Linked DNA regions of Mus musculus: region 2 is linked to region 1. The links are chromatin loops, found by intact Hi-C in ENCODE. Cell type or tissue: gastrocnemius. All regions are shown on one strand.

What was found. A loop is a pair of places that touch in the nucleus more often than their neighbours do. Peaks named below come from ENCODE experiments on the same cell type or tissue, not always from the same donor. Only the 100,000 strongest peaks of a DNase experiment are listed, where the experiment ranks them.
Region 2: a loop joins it to region 1, with 5 times the contacts of the local background. A loop is called at or near these places in 12 of 42 quality-filtered maps.

The regions. Positions count from the first base shown.
Region 1 is chr19:31,763,387-31,765,886 of GRCm38, reverse strand. It overlaps a transcript of Prkg1 not described here. Among named protein-coding and RNA genes, the nearest start is that of Prkg1, 100 kb to the right of the region's middle. In gastrocnemius, a CTCF peak has its summit at 1,425; DNase peaks (open chromatin) are centred at 914, 1,443 and 2,051; H3K4me3 peaks cover 2,500 bases; H3K27ac peaks cover 2,257 bases.
Region 2 is chr19:30,842,102-30,844,601 of GRCm38, reverse strand. The region is part of intron 5 of Prkg1 (protein kinase, cGMP-dependent, type I); the gene reads left to right. Among named protein-coding and RNA genes, the nearest start is that of Cstf2t, 240 kb to the left of the region's middle. In gastrocnemius, a CTCF peak has its summit at 1,102 (motif pointing left); a DNase peak (open chromatin) is centred at 2,369.

The DNA of each region.
Region 1 (2,500 bases):
CAGTTTAGCAGCTACAGTAGCCACTTAGGGACTATGATATTTGGATGCTCAATATATACTATTCAACTGGAGTAGATTAAATAAAAATCCAGACTTTAAACTGTTCGCAATCAACGCACAGCTTTTCAATTTTCTATAAACACTTGCCTTACTGTGATATGCTGATCCAACCTCCACCCCAACCATGTTAGTCCACAATTTCCACTTAAAGTTAAATGCTACAAAACCTCACAATCACTATCGCCCTGTAGGGCATTCCTCTTAGAGAAAGTCTCAGCCTCAGAACTTCACAGTGAGAACAGATAACACACACATGCATCTCCTGACCACGTCCATAGTCATGCATAGCAGAAAAGGACATGGTGGGAAAAAAAAGATGGATTTCTTTAGGTTATTTTCTAAAGACAGTTTAATATATATGAAACCTCTCTCACACACATTCACACGCTCTCTCTCTCTCTCTCTCTCTCTCTCTCTCTCTCTCTGTCTCTCTCTCCCTCCCTCCCCCCCCCCCCCCCCCCCGCAGGATCCAGTTACAAGCACTGCGTCATCCTTGAGAGATCACATGGTAATTGTTGCTATTTCAAGGATCAAGTGTCATGAAGCACCCTATCCCACTCCCTTCTTTTGGTACCATATAGCATAGAAGAGTATGATGGAGTGAACACAGGCTCCCTGGTCCAACCCTCTGTGGAAACCAGGCTCTTTCGGTGGGGTGGCGCGCTCGCGTACTCTCACCAAGCGACTGGGAAAGGGGGACGAGGGAGGGGGGGTCTCAGGGGAGGAAGGGCGGCTCTAATTGGTTTCTCAATGAAAGATAATCACCTATTCCCCAGAGACGCTAGGGATTAGCACTCTGCCTCTCCTCTCCTTCCTTTTAGACGCCTCATCCTCCCCTCTGAGCTTCCAGCCCATTCAGCAGGAGCGATCGCAGGAGCGGGGCTGCACTCCCTGCTCCGGGCTCAGCGCCCCAGTCTCAGGCTCACTGCGCTCCTCTGCCGCCGTCCCAGCCGCCGTCTCGGCAGGAAAAGTTTCTAGAAGGGGGATCGGGCTTAACCATAAAAATGAGCGAACTGGAGGAAGACTTTGCGAAGATTCTCATGCTCAAGGAGGAGAGGATCAAAGAGCTGGAGAAGCGGCTGTCAGAGAAGGAGGAAGAAATCCAGGAGCTGAAGAGGAAACTCCACAAATGCCAGTCGGTGCTGCCGGTGCCCTCCACCCACATCGGCCCGCGGACCACCCGGGCGCAGGGCATCTCCGCGGAGCCGCAGACCTACAGGTCCTTCCACGACCTGCGCCAGGCGTTCCGGAAGTTCACTAAATCCGAGAGGTAGGCTCAGGGCGGCGCGGGGCAGGGGTCACTCTCTCCGGGAGCTTCTGGGGGCAGCAATCAGGATCGGGGGGCTGTGGCTCCTGGACAGAGCAGGGCGCCCCCTGCTCGCGGAGGCGGTCCGGGAAGGGGAAGTGTTTATTTTTGTTTCTGTGCATCACGTGCTGTAGTTGTCTCTGGCGGGCTGGGAAAGGCGAGCACTTCGCAGAGACGCACCCCTGTGGCGTGGGGGGTGGGGAGAAGGACCGCGGAAAGTTTGCTACCCCGCACTCGACGGCGCGGGCTGCTGTCTCTCGGGGCGCCCACGCTGGGGCAGAACTCTGACCGTCCGCGGGCCTGGACAGCTTCGCAGAGGCGACCCTGGGACTCAGGCCTCGGGGTGACCTGAAGCCAGCTGGGGTCGAGTTCAGTTTAGGGACAGAGTTGGTCTGGAGAGTAAGCTTTGCCAAGAGGGCTCTAGCCCTCGTTGGGGCGGACCGGGGCCTGCGATCCATCGCGTAGATCCAGCCTCCAGCCAAGGGCTGGAAGGGGAGGGTTATCCACAGGGTCACTTTCAGGGGAGCTGTGATGTCACCAAGAGAATGCCACAAAACCCCACCTCTGGGCGCTCATATGCTCTGCTTTTGTTCCTTCTAGAAGTGGCACTTCTAATTACCCAGAAGTTGGTGATGTTTGGGTCACCTTGCGCATGAAGCAGGTTAGGGGCAACTGCTTAGACCAGTGCGGGGGAGGGGGGCAAAGCGAAGTTGGGGTAGGGAGAGAAGGCCAGGGTTTTCTTTAGGCGCCACCTCGCCCCCTACTTTCTTCCTCCCAGGCATTTTAAGAGCCAAATCCTTTCACATCAAAGTTGTGCAGCTTCTTCGGGGTGTTCAGAGGAGACTGGATGGGTTTTGGCCACAGTAGGAAGATTTTGCACTCCACTCGCCGCCGCCTTCGCGGAGGAGGCTGATCGATCGGTTGCAGCGTTAAAGCCCTGTGGACATTAGGGGGAGGAAGTGCAGACTCCAAAGCCCATTACTGGCTTTTAGTCTCTGGAAATGCAGGGCCGAAAGTGCATTTCTCAGGATATTGAATATTCCATTAAGCTTGCCTTCATGCCCGCCTCCCTCTTACCCTTTCCTCCTTCTTAGATCACTTGGTGTCTGACTTTGGGGCTCTCGGGGGACTACT
Region 2 (2,500 bases), 920 kb after region 1:
ACAAGCGTTGGTACTGAAGATTCTTGCTTTAATTAGCCATTATTTATTATTATTATTATTATTATTATTATTACCACCATCATGCTTATGTGTATGTATGGGCATGCCTGTATACACATGTAAAACAGAGACAACTTTCAAGAGTTGGTTCTTGCCCTGGACTTTGCTGAGGTAGGATCTTTTGTTTAGATTGCTCCGCTGTTACCTGCTTCAGATTCGCTGGCTCTTGGACTTTTGATGCAATCTCCTGTCTCCCCCTCCCACCTCAAGGTAGGAGGCTGGGATTACAGATTTGCGCCCTGACATCTGGCTTTCACATAGGTTACAGGATTTGAACTCAGGTTGTTAAACTCAGGTTGTGGTCAGAGCTTTTGCCTGCTAAGCCATCACCCAACCCCATAGCTCTATTTCTAAGATAGGTAAAAGTGACTATATAAATAAATAAAACCTTTAACCTGGAATTATTCTGAATCAACACCTAATGGGTTCTTCTTTATTTTTTTTCACAAGAACCTCTAGATTTATTTAAATAAGGTTCCTGATCTAGGGAACACCTGTGTGCTCATTGCATTTATTTCCCTGGGGGAGGGACTATGAGTTGGGCCTGATTTGAAACAGGGTAGCCAAGGCTGACCTGGAACTCACTGTATTCCCAGCTGGCCTCAAACTTGTGACAATCCTCACGCCTCAGCCTTACAAGCGCTGGGTCACAGGTGTGAGCCACCGTGCCTAGCAAACACAATTACCTCTGAGCTACTCCAATAGTTCTTATTGAACAGATGTCAATGGGGTCAAATGACTAGACTAGTCATTGGGGAAGGGACATATGAAGGGGAAAGCAGAAATGAGTCTATACTTGGAGCTCCATATCAGCTTTATAGCTATCAAATGTGACTACATAAATAAGTTATATAGCTATCGAACATAGGTGGGGGCATGGTGGGATAGTTTTCTCTTATATCCCTACCCCCCAAAAAAAAGGAAAGGAAAGGAAAGGAAAGGAAGAGAAAAAGGAAAACAAAAGCCTTTGTCTATATTCCTACATTTAAAATTATGTCAGACTTACTGGGGCTATACTGTTGTCTACGGTGCCACCTATTGGTAAAATGAAGCAAAAACAATCTACTGTCATTGGTACAGTATCCTCTTAAATCTCCTTAGAGTTTTGCAGGCAGCTGTTAGAAAGCAGATTGTCTGTGATCCGACTAAAATAGGAGATGAATCATGTGCCTTATGCAGAGATGCTCAATTTTGTCATTTAGTAGAGACCCAGATAGGATCTAGGAGGCAGGATATCCGACTTCCCTAGTTCATAGCTCTGCCAAAAAAAGGGGGGGGGTAGGGTGGGGTGGGGGGGAGGGCTGTGAGATTGTTTAGGGATTCTAAGCACTTGGCTCTTCTCATCTACTGGAATGCAAGTGGAATCGTCTCATATGACTGCTGCCTTATACAAATGTGAGCTGAAGTGCAGAGTCTTTTGTAACATGATCTCTCAGAGCCTTTGTGAAGTCACACAGCTATAGCAAAGGGCTGGCTCAGAAGATGTAACTTTCAAAAATTAGTTTTGTGAGAATAGCCGACATAAACTGTAAACCCCTCTAAACAAGCATGTGGTTAGCTTTCATGGAAGAAAAGGTTAAATACCAAGTACAATATGATAGATGGCTGAAGGAGTCATTGAAGTTTTTTGAGATACACACACACACACACACACACACACACACACACACTCCTGCTGAAGCTCAGGAAGGCTTTGATCTTATACTTGTCATCATACTGCTCTGGCCACTCTCAGTGTGATTACAGGCTTGTGCTACCAAGACCAGCATGAAGAATTAGATTTCAGTTAAATTAGCAGGCTTAACAAATATTAGGACTTCTCATTTCAGTGGTGCCCATGTGTATAACCTAAACCAGAAACATACATACACTAGGCATTGGAGTAAAATAGGAAAATTGATAAGACGTCCTTCATTACTGATTGAAAAAAAATGCTACTATGAAAATCATAATTAAGGCAGATTCCTTCACACTTTTGAACTTCCCCAGCTTTTATAGGGCAATGTTGTTACTTGTGAGTTTTACTCACCTCCCACTTACTGTGCAGTTGGTGTTTGAGGTAGATTTTTTTCCATTAATCATTTCATTTGTTTACATTTAAAATCTTATCCCTCTTTTTTTGGTCTCCCTTCTATGTACACTCCACCTATTCCCTTCCCCTTTGTCTCTAAGAGGGTGCTCCTCCACCCACTCACCCACTGACCTCTCAACTCTCTAGCATCCCTCTACACTGAGGCATCAAGTCTACACAGGACCAAGCGCCTCCCCTCCCACTGATGTCAGATGAGGCAATCTTCTGCTACATATGAAGCAGGAGCCATGGACCCACCCATGTCTGTACTCTTGGTTGGCAGCTTAGTCCCCGGTAGCTCTGAGGCATCTGGTTAGTTGACACTGTGGTTCTTACTATGGGGTTGCCAACCCCTTCAGCTGCTTCAGT